Linked DNA regions of Homo sapiens: region 2 is linked to region 1. Evidence: chromatin contacts called from ENCODE Hi-C data. All regions are on one chromosome and are shown on one strand. The core of a region is the stretch at or near the end of the contact, and the rest is flanking DNA. Distances in the headings are between cores, read along the strand shown. Region 1 overlaps MEIKIN (meiotic kinetochore factor). Region 2 has its middle 27 kb from the start of CSF2.

Region 1 (5,799 bases), core at 1,457-3,956:
CTGTAAAATGGGTTATAACATTCTTTCATTTTAAAGTAATTTTTTAATTAGGAATTTTTGTTTGCTATGATACACCAGAGATTTTTAAATCACTATCTCTAACATAGAACTCTCTCCTAAGTGCCATATCCATTTTTCTATCAGGTTACTGAAATCACCACACATTTCTGTACCAAATTAAAAATTTCCAAAAAAGATGACTGATTGATTTAGAGATGATTTAAGGTGTGCAGGATGCACGTAGGTTATATGCAAAAAACCAACACTATGCCATTTTACATCAGGAACTTTAGCATCCACATATTTTGGTATCTTTGAGAAGTCCTGGAACCAATTCCCCATGAATACTGAGGGATGACTGTATATAGTTAAGACAACTGAAAACATGTTTAACAAACACTTGTCAACAAATGTTCATAACAGTATTATTCATAATAGATAATAAATGGAAATAAATGCGCATAAACTGAATTGATAAACAAAATATGGTATATGTATATAATGGAGTATAATTCAGTTGATTTGGTTTGGCTGTGTCTCTACTCAAATCTCATCTTGAATTGTAATCCCCATAATCCCCATAGGTCAAGGGAGGGACCCGGTGTGAGGTGATTGAATCATGGGGGTGGTTTTCTCCATACTGTTCTGATGATAGTGAGTGAGTTTTCCCGAGATCTGATGGTTTTATAGGGTAGTTTTCCCTGCTCTTCCATGCTCTCTCCTCTGTTGCCATGTAAGACAGGCCTCTTCCCCTTCCACCATGATTGTAAGTTTCCTGAGGCCTCCCCAGCCATGCGGAACTGTGAGCCAATTGAACCTCTTTTCTTTATAAGTTACCCAGTCTTGGGTATGTCTTTATAGCAGTGTGGAAACAGACTAATACATAGGTCATAAAAAAGGAATGCAGTACTGATACCTGCTATAACATAGATGAATTTTTAAAACATTATGCTAAGTGAAAGAAACCAGGCACAAAACGCCACATGTTATATGATCTCATTTATATGAAATACTCAGAAAGAGCAAACCTATAGAGACAGAAACTAAATCAGTAGTTTCTTTGGACTGGAGGGTGGGATGGGGGGATGAGGGCTGACTATTAACGAATAGGGTGATGAAAATGTTCTTAAATAGGATCATGATGATAGTTGCACAGTTTTTAAGTATGCTAAAAACCACTGAATTATATACTTTAGTATACTGAGTTTTATAAAACGTAACTTGTACCTCAAATTTAAAAATATGTTGATATTTGTAAAATAGTCACTAAATTAGTTTTGCCACGAAAAAAATCATTTTGGTACATTTGTTATTCATCAATACATTTTAACTCCAAATATCAACCAAGAATGAATAAAAAATGAGACACTCATTTTCTGGAAAAAGTATTGATTTTTGGGCCACTGGAAAGACTGTGAGCAGAGGATTAACAAAATCCTTTCTCCCATCATGAGCATCTATTGGTTAAATCTGTAACTCCTTTCCCCTAGGAACCTGATAAGTGTAAGAATGTCAACTGTGTTACTAGGTAACATTGCTTATGGTAAAAATAATGTCTGATTGGAAAATTGTATCTATAGGAGGAACTATAAATGCACTATAAATAAATAACTACTGCACTATAAAAGCTAAAATACTTTGAGTTTCCCTGAGTGCAGGGACATTGTAATTACACATGTCCTTTGTGGAGACCATGGACGTTATGCATAAGTGCTGTTACAAAAGATACTGGATTTCATCTCCTTGTGCCTGAGCAGTCCCCACACTGCTATGTAAGCCGCTGCATGGACCTCTGTGAGGATTGCTCACACTGAAGAGGAACATTGGATATTTGACTGAAGACTTGATGACACTGGATTTGATAATCATTTCTTGGATATGACATCAAAAGAACAGGTGAGAAAAGAAAAAGACAAATTTTACTATGACAAAATAAAAAACATTTGTGCATCAAAGGACACTATCAACAGAGTGAAAAGGCAACCCATGGAAGGGGGCAAATTATTTGTAAATCATATGTTGGGTAATGGGTTAACATCTCAGATATATGAAGAACTCCTACAACTCAACAATTAAAAATTCAAAAATAAACAAAGGACTTGAATAGATATTTTCCCAAAAAAGATATACAAATAGCTAATTAACACATTAAAAGATGCTCAGTGTCATCCTTATTAGGGAAATACAAATCAAAACCATAATGAGATACCACCTCACATCCATAAGAACTACTATTACAAAAAAGAAAATAACAAGTGCTGGCAAGGAAGTAGAGAAACTGGAACCCTTGTGCATTTTGCTAGTGGGAATGTAAAATGGTACAGCTACTAAGGAAAACAGTGTGGTGGTTCCTCAAAAAGAAAAATTGAATTACAATATGCTGTAGCAATTCCACTTCTAGATACATACCCAAAGAATTGAAAGCAGGGACTCAAACATATATTTGTACACCCATGTTCATAGCAGCATTATTCACAATTGTCAAAAGGCAGAAGCAACCCAATTGTCCATCAATAGATGAATGGATAAACAAAATGTGTCATATACATACAATGGAGTATCAATTCATCCTTAAAAATAAAATTCTGATGCATGCTGTAACATAGATGAATTTGAAGATGCCATGCTAAGTGACATAAACTAGTCACAAAGGACAAATACTGTATGGTTCCACTTATATGAGGTACCTAGAGTAGTCAAATTTATAGAAACAGAAAGTAAAATGGTGGTTTCCAGGGGTGGGGTAGGGAGGAGCAGGAAGTTACTGTTTAATGCATATGGAATTTCAGTTTTGCAAGATGAAAAAAGTTCTAGAGATGAATAGTGGTGATGGTTGCATAATGATGTGAATGAATATACTTCAACTGTACACTTAAAAATGGTTAAAATTATAAATTTTATGTTATATATATTTCATCACAATTTTTAAAACTGAAAGGAAAAAACAGAAGAATCCTGGTTGTTGCTGCAGTACTCTAATTTTTCCTTCTCTCTTGCATGTATAGTAGTATACAAAGTACTTTCATTGAAAGTGTGCTTAAGCAACAGAAAAACACAGATATTATTCTCCATAGGCAATATTTCCCTGATATGAGAAAAATAGAAGAATGGGGAGAGGAGGAGCCAGAAAACAGATACTACAAGTGCCAAATGCTAATACTTACCACAAAACCAGCTGTCTCTGAAGATGGAGTACTTGTTAAAAGGCCTCTGTTTTTCTTACCAGGAGTACTGGAATTTGTTTTCTATAAATGTTTTTATAAAACAGGGATTGAACAGCAGAAAGAAATAAACTATTTTAGTATAGTAAAACTACAATTTCAAGTTAGTTGACCAGATCATAATGTACAGTACTAAGAAAATCCTTAATCTGTTCATTAAATTTTAAACCACTTCACAGGAAACTAAAGAATTTTCTCACTTGAGCTAGATCAAACAACATCCAAGAGAACTCTATATGGCATAGCAACTATATGAGAATACCTTGGTTGAAATGAATACCTTGGTTGAAATTACTATTAATTTAGAAAGAAAAGCTAATTAGAGTGTTGAGTTAGGAAATGGCGCTTCAGTTATCTTTGTTAACTACTAAGAAAGGTATTTTACTTTCAGCATTTAATTCTTAGTATATTATTGTACTTTTTGTGGAAAGAAAGTATAAGTTATTTCTGGAGCTGTGAAATATATGTAGCAAGGATAATTGGTTTAAAATATATAACGTTAAATGTATATAGATACTTTCATTTATGGAACATCAAAGTTAAAGAAATTATAAAGTAGGATGTAGGCTCATTTTCTACTTTTTGAAGATACAAAGAGGCAGACAGACAGACAGGTAGACAAAGCAAGAAAGAGTAAAAGACAGAGTGAGGAGAGAAACAGACAAGATACAAGACCTAAAGAAAGTGACAGAAAGCGAGGAAGCGACAGGCCAAAAGAGAGAGAGGGAGGAAGGGAGAAGAGGGGAATGGAGAGGAGATGAAGGAAGAGGTAGAGGAGAGGAGAGGAGGTAGGAGAGGAAGAATGAAAAGCAAAAGACAGAGAAGGAGAGAAAAAGAGGAAGACCAAGAGAAGGAGAGAGGAAAAAAGAGAAAGACAGAGAAGACAGAAACCAACATAGATTGTGAGCAGAGATTGAGAGAGAGAGACAGAGAAGGACAGTGAGAGAGATCAAGACAGAGACCAAGGAAAAGAGACAGAGCTTGAGACTGCAAGAGAGAGAAAATCTAGGATAGCAAAAGCAAAGAAACGGGTAGAAAGGTAGAGTAGAAAGTAAGAGTGATAGTCAAACAGACAGAGACAGGCAGCTTTATTTCTAGAAATCAGCTGCCTTTTCGGCCTTTAGACTCCATGAAGCAACCATATCCTTCTGATAAATGTTCTTTTTGAGTAGGTGTCTCTTGTAAGATGTCAAGTCTGGAATCTTACTTTCAACCTTTCTTTCCCTTCTGGCTTAAAAGCTTTTAAACTGATCGTTGGTACAAGACATAATCTGGAATAGTTTATTAGGAAAATTTTTGTCAGAAATGTTTATGGGTATATTTACAATAAAATGAACACATCAGCCTCTAACTTACTAGCTATATTTAGTTTTCGCATTTCAACAATGAAGGTTATTCTACCTCTAGGGACTGTGATGCAAGGGTTACAAATAATATATGTAAAAAGAACCTATGGTGTCTGGAGAGTAGGAGCTACTCAATGATAACTATTATCATCATCATTGTGGCAGTCCTGAAGGTCCTCTGCTCACATTTCTTCAAACAAAGAACCAGCTGTTCCAGTGCAAGGAGTGTAGTTAGCTGACAGCCCCCAAGCACAACATCTTTAGAATATGCTTCAGCTTTCATGCTGAGGCCACCATCTTTTCAAGCAGCCCCCAGCCAATGTCTGGGCATAACAGTCCAACACAAGACTTTCATAATAGACAATCTTTTCTCCAGAACTCCCCATTGTTGAGAGCTTCTGTCAGATCTGCACTGAAGACTGGGGCTATCCCTGCATAATCCTGCTTCTTCCCTGCCTTCCTTTCTTAGTCATTAGCCCCTGATGTTTGAACTCTTTATACTGTCTGAGTATCTGCTTCCCAGAGGTCTCATTTGACATAATTGTCAACTATCAGTCCAATTTTAAAACATCAGCTTGTATGCAGCTGTAAGTATATAGCTTCCCTACATTTTTTCTTAGATTTGTTAAAATATATATATATATATTTCTAAATCTTCCCAATCAGTACATATTTATAGTCTTTTCAAAAAATATTAGTTAATAAAAGACTAGTTCTTATCAATGCAGGTTTTGGGGACTGAGGCAGCAGAACTAAACTGTTCTACCTGCATTGCTTTCTTTTTTTTTTCTTTTTATTTATTTATTTATTTTTATTATACTTTAAGTTTTAGGGTACATGTGCACAACGTGCAGGTTAGTTACATATGTATACATGTGCCATGTTGGTGTGCTGCAGCCATTAACTCATCATTTAACATAAAAGCAGACCTATAGTGGGAAGACGGAACCTTGACTTTTAGATAATGAGAGTTTAACTGAAAATTTGTAACTCTATGTTCAGAATCTTTTCCAGGCTGAAACAAATTCATAATCAAGAAATACATTTTATAGTGCTATAAAAACATTTCCAGCACTTCTCACATGTCCTATTATTTCAACTTGAAAAAAAGATTTAAACTTAGAAATAAATGATTTTCTGGAAAAAAATAACGTCACACATTTAAGTTAAAAAATCTGCTGAAAGACAAAATAGTTCGAAACACAGGTGGAGCAGGATGGCCAGGGATGCCC
Region 2 (5,799 bases), core at 1,585-4,084, 250 kb after region 1:
TGATAGCTGATGAGCTTAAAAGAAAAAAGTCTCATAATATTTTAAGAAAGTTTATGAATTTGTGTTGGGCCACATTCAAAGCTGTCCTGGGCCGCATGTGGCCCACAGGCCGTGGATTGGACAAGCTTGAGAGGGATACTACAAACCTCAAGTTGTTCTTACGTTTCTACCCAGAGAGAAGGCTTTCTCAGACAGTGATCAAATGACTAAGCATGTGCACGGCTCTGGGTCTGAGCAGTCACCAACCTCAGCTGAAGAGGGAAGTTTGGGCACTTCTAAGGAATCTGTTTTGCTAGGCCTCACTATCTCATGCACCCTGACTTGGGCTGTCCATCATGGTGTCAGCACAGTCAGGTGGCCCCTCAGATAAAGCAATGTAACCACTGAAAACAGTTAATCACACAGGTACCACACAAATCTTACCGGACATTTCAGAGACATCTTTACAAACTAGCCTATTGTCCTAAGAATGATTTAAGTTTACTGTTAAAAATTCAAACAAGTAAAGAGCATCCCATATCCAAAGATGGCCCTTGGGTAGCATCCTTCCAGGTACCTGGATTTTCTCATCCATAAAGTCAAGTATATCCAATTATTCCCTGTATGAAAATGCTTCTACTATACAGACTATAACCTTTTTTGTTTTGTTCATTTAAAAATTGTAATGTGCCACATGCCAACAATATTATTCAGAATCAAATGATTCAAATAGCTAAGATAAAGTTGTGACCTAATGTTAAGTCAGCCTACTGTCTTTTATAACAAAAGTGTAGTTTTGGAGAAAATCCTTCCTTTCTTGAACTACTGACAATGATTAACATTTATTAACAATGGTTAACCTTTCTCAAGCATTTACTAAGTTCTAGGCACAGTGGTACTAAGCATTTTTGCATATACTCATTCACTTAATTCATATAACAAGCCTCTCTGAACCTTTGTTCTTCATCTATAAAATGGGAATAATAGTACCTACCTCACAGGTAAGTAATTTTTCAACAGTCCCATAACAACCTGGGGGTGGGGGGACAAGGAGTGATATGGATGTCGGTGTGTGTCTGTAGAACCAAACTGTTCTGCTGAAGAGATCATGCCTCTTGCTCATGTGACACCAGCAGAGTGACTGATATGGAAACGGTGAGCACATAGATGGAGGCTGTCTGGGCGCCACAGTGCCCCGATGCAGAAACTCATCATCACATCAGTGTGTCAACATCACCGAGAAACCTTTGACAAATCTAAAGACCCTGTTAGCAACAGTGAAAGTTTCCTGAAGAGTGAGAAAACCACAGGGAGGAGGCTGTCTTGGCATCTGATTGGCACATTACTTCTACAGAAAGGCAATTAGTCAAATTGGTTTGGGGACCCCAGCTGTTCATGCTTCACCACCTCTTTGAGAAAGAAAAAGGGAAAGTGACATTTACTAAGAGCTTGCTAGTACTAAGACCTTTCATATATTATCATATTTAACCCTCACTACAGCCTGTGAAGTATAATTATCCCATTTTATGTGTGCTAAAGTGAACTCCTAATCTTCCCCTTCATGCCTGCCCCACATATAGTCTTCTTGTCTCAGTTGAGGTCAAATCCTTCTTTCCAGCTGCTCAGAGAAAAACCCTTGGAGTCATCCTTAACTCTGATCTCTCTCTCATACTCAACATCTAAGCCATCAGCAAATGCTGATGATTCTTCTTCCAAAACAGGTCCAGAATCCAACATTTCTCATTTCTCCCCACTTCCACTGAATCCATGATGATTCCAGCCACTATTATCTTCTAGAATATACTTCAGTGGAAGCCTAGCTAATTTCCCTGCTTCTACCTGTTCCCTGCTCTATAATCTATTCTCAACTCAGCAGCCAGAGTGATCCTGTTATGCTCTAGTCAGATCATAGCCCTCTGTTCAAAACCCTCTTGGAGTTCTGTGTTTTACCACAGAAAAGCCATAGTTCCCACAGTGGCCTGCAAGGTCCGCATCATCTTCCCCTTTATCTTTCCATCACTTTCTTTTCCCCTGTGACCCTCTCTGCTCACTCATTCTGCTCCAGCCACACTTGCCTCCATGTTGCTCCTTGAACACACCAGCCTCAGAGCCTTTGCGCTGGCTCTTCCCTGTGCCTAAAAGGGGCTAACGCCTTCAACACCTTCAAGTCTTTGCTCAGATGTTATTTTCTCAGAGATCTGCCATGTCCATACTGTTTAAGATTGCAGCCCCTTCTACCACCACTCCAAGCACTGCTTATCTTGCTCTGTTTTTTCCCATAGCACTTACCACTTTCTAACTTGTTAACAGCTTTGTTGCTTATTTTGTACCTCCCATGCCATGATACACATTTCTGAAGGCGGAACACTTACCTATTTCCTCTACTGATCACTCCCAAGTACCTAAACTAGTACCTGGCACATGGAAGCTACTCAGGAATTTATGTTGAGTGAATGAGTGAGTGAGTGCATGAGTAAATGAATGAATTTGACAGGGGCAAATTCAAAGTTACCAAACTGTCCAAGGTCTGGCAACTAGCAGGAAGGAGGAAGTGGCAGGAACTGGAGTCAGGTGTCTCCCACTCCAGAGGTCCGGCTATTTGCACCAAATACCTCTCAGGAAGAGTGAGGCGGAGGATCCAAAAGCAATGTGACTGCGGAACTTTTGCCTAAGTGACAGTCAGTGGATTCTTTTGGGGTTGGTGCCCATTCAGGGCTAGTCCTTCCTCCAGCTGCACCTGCATCTTCAGCTGGATTCAACACACGGTGGCCCGCCTGAGCACTGGCCTTGAGTCACCCAGAAAGGTATCAGTTGTGGTCAGCACTGATGATTAAGGTGATTGGGGAAGTATGAGAAACCCCTGAAAAGAATGTCTAACGAAGAAGGTTTCACTAATGTCTGGAGTTTGCCCATCTGTGTTATTTAAGAGGCATTCCCCCATGAACTCAGACTTCCACTTTTCTGAGGGCAGAGTAGTCACCTCACCTATACCCAGTTGTCCTCTCAATTTCTTGTCTGTAGTTTGTACGCAAACCATCATTCACCTGCCAAACCTTCCTCTAAACCTGCCCTGAATGCAACGCCTGCTCATTTGCCACTCCCACCTCCTCATGTGTGGCAAGGCATCCTCTTCCTGAATTGTCTATCCTGAGATGACGGTTACACCCTGAGAAGACGGTCTAAGGCTTTGAGGCTGAGTTATTTCTCAGCCCCCTCTGACCCACATCAATATCGGGTACCTGGGGAGGGTAGGTGGGTGATTACCTACTTCTGTGACTTCACGGGCATGAAAAGGGCCCTTAAAGACTTCCAAACATTTGGGTCATTGGGCCAATCCCTGGCTCCTCCAGAATCAAGGCAGCATGCAGGCCTTTGGAAAAAGAGGGATTACTTTCAAATAAACAAACAAACAAACAAATAATTAGAAACAACAAACATTCCTAATGCCACCTAAATGCCACCAACTGACAAGCAAAGCATGCGACTGCCCCCATGGCTTTGGTGGCAGGGCCCAGGGGCAGGCTCTCCTCGCTCCTCAGCCTGGCAGCGCTCCGCCAATTCCAACAGCAGGTACGCTCCTCAGAGGCACCAGTCGAGCCCAGGAGCTGGGGTGAGACACTCTAGGAGTTTGGGAGAAGGGGCTCACCAGGTGAGATTCCCACAGAGAGATGGGCTGCAACTAATTCTCCCTTTCTAAGGGAAGCCCACCCTGGGAATCCAGGTGTGAATGCCACACAGGCTGACACAGTCCTGTCTTTCTAAAGGCAAGGAGCTCTGAGTCCTGTGTGGTTTCCTGAAGGTGCTTCATGAACTACTTCCATTAATAAACTCTTTCATCTTAAATTTTTAAAATGAAATGAAACTGTCCTAGAAAGTTACAGACTGAGTCCCTCACCATTATTGATACCTTGGAGTACATGGGTCTTCCCTTGAGTAGATTTTCTGGGAGCTATTCTACCCACGTCCGTTTGTTGAGATCTTACAGGATTTCTTGCCCCAGTTAAATCTCCTGGGGTAGGCAAAGTGCTCAAGAAGTTGGAATGGGGCTGTGGGGTTCCACAAACAAGGGAAGCACCCAGAGGGCCCAACATCAGTACTCAGGGCCTCCTTGGCTTCTGGCCTGCAGCTGGGGAGGCAGGGCTGCAGTGCTGGAGGGGCATCTCTGTCAGCCTCCTGCAGCACAGGGGCCAGGGTCTGGGGGCAGCAATCACTTTGGTGACTAATAACCTAATCATGGAAAATTACAACTTCCTGAGCTAGGTATATCAGAGGTGGCCACAAAACTCTTTATGATGTGGCCAAAAATTCCTCCTACCACCACAGCCCTTGAAAATAGGTCAAAGACACCTTCTATGGAACTCTCAAAACAGGGCTTAGCTCACACCATCTACCTCCGTCATTGTGCTGCAAACACTGGAGCTTTTGTGAGAATGCTCTCCTCTTCTGCGGTTTGAGCTCAGTTTTGGCTCTGGGCTAATCATCTGTCCTGTCCTACTTGTCTTCCACAAGGGACCGACTGGTCATGAAGGCCATGAAGGCTGTCTGCTGTGTGTCCCTGGAAATGTCTGTCGACAGCCTCTCTAGGCAGAAGTGTTTCTTCTTGTGTACCAACCAAGACCTATAGGCCTCGCCTCATCTCCCAAGCTATACCTCACCACAAAGCAGAACAAGGGTGGACTAAGAACTGGCAGAGACTTATACTTGGCTTTCCAGAGGTCCCAGGTTTGTGGTAGGGGTTCATGAGGCTGGCTGCTGTCTAGATGAGATATGCAGAGTGAGCTCTTTTCCCTGAATGCTGGGCATCCCATCGGTAGTATGGGACAGGGTAAGCTCCTGGCCTGGCTGGCTCCAATGCTGCCTGAGTGAAGCTATGTAACCCTGGGACATCTCTCTTAGCATGCTGATATTTGGCTGCTTCTCTGATAATGGGAGCAGCATTCTCTGGTATGGGGTGCTGTGGAAGACCTAGGGAATGGGACAACAGATTAAAATGGGCTTTGAAGACCCTTGCAGAGGTGACCAGGGAGGCCCAACCTTCTATTTCCTGTGCTCAGGCCTTGGCAGAGACAGAAACCACGAGGCTCCAAGGTCCCCAACCAGTGGGACCCCGACACCAGGAGGACAGGACTCTCAGAGTTCTGTGCCTACTCCTCAGTTTCTTTTGTGTCTGCTGCTATCAGGAGTCCCAATCTACAGGGCTCAATCAGGATGGGATCCTTAGTGTGGCACCTGGGTCAGAAAGCCGCCCCTGCTAAGAGGCTCAGGACAGGGCTAACTGGGAGAAGAGGCCCCACCTAAGTGTCTGCCACCCAAGATGATACTTTTTTTGGCCCAGAAGCCTCATCTGACCTCTGGCCCAGGCCTCAGCCTGGGTGAGGGTGGACATCTCTGTCCTAACAAGATCCTTGGGAGCCTCCAGGCAGTCCCCTTCCAGGGATAAGAGGTCCTGTGTCTGCTTGGCCTAGAGCCAGGCCTGTGCTGAGTCACAGGACTCTGGTGTTCAAGGCCAAAAACAATGACTTAAACATTCTGAAATCCAGGAAAAATCAGCACTGGCTTTCTACCTAAGAACCCTGCCCAGCTAGGCATGAGTTCACCCAGCAAGACAGTGACAAGGACAATGGGAAACTGCCTGTCCCCTGTAGGCAAGAGGAGCAGGGGGCTAAGCCTTGAGCCTGAAACCAACCCTGAAAGATTCTTTAAAAACCCCATATCATTTCATCTAAAATTAGCTTTCAGCATCTAAATCACTTCCTGTTACAGAAACCACAGGCCTGATGCTTCAGTCATCACCCTGCCTGCCTCTAGGGGTGGGGTAGG

The links. Hi-C counts contacts between places; a loop is a spot of excess contacts on that map. Pooled maps may share reads with other maps.
Region 2: a loop to region 1 is called in a pooled map, with 16 times the contacts of the local background. The contact joins two enhancer-like sites. A Hi-C loop is called at or near these places in 4 of 37 single-sample maps with no recorded cell type and 9 of 50 pooled maps.

What each region holds. Positions count from the first base shown.
Region 1 is chr5:131,851,590-131,857,388 of GRCh38, forward strand. It overlaps MEIKIN (meiotic kinetochore factor), which reads right to left. Exons shown (of 13, transcript NM_001303622.2): 10 at 3,165-3,245. Among named protein-coding and RNA genes, the nearest start is that of FNIP1, 57 kb to the left of the region's middle. Within about 2 kb of position 2,707, at least 2 of the 41 ENCODE cell types and tissues checked have a DNase peak (open chromatin) inside an H3K27ac peak, as active enhancers do.
Region 2 is chr5:132,098,062-132,103,860 of GRCh38, forward strand. No RefSeq gene overlaps it. Among named protein-coding and RNA genes, the nearest start is that of CSF2, 27 kb to the left of the region's middle. RefSeq lists enhancers at 115-409, 5,335-5,629, 5,408-5,787. Within about 2 kb of position 2,835, at least 4 of the 41 ENCODE cell types and tissues checked have a DNase peak (open chromatin) inside an H3K27ac peak, as active enhancers do.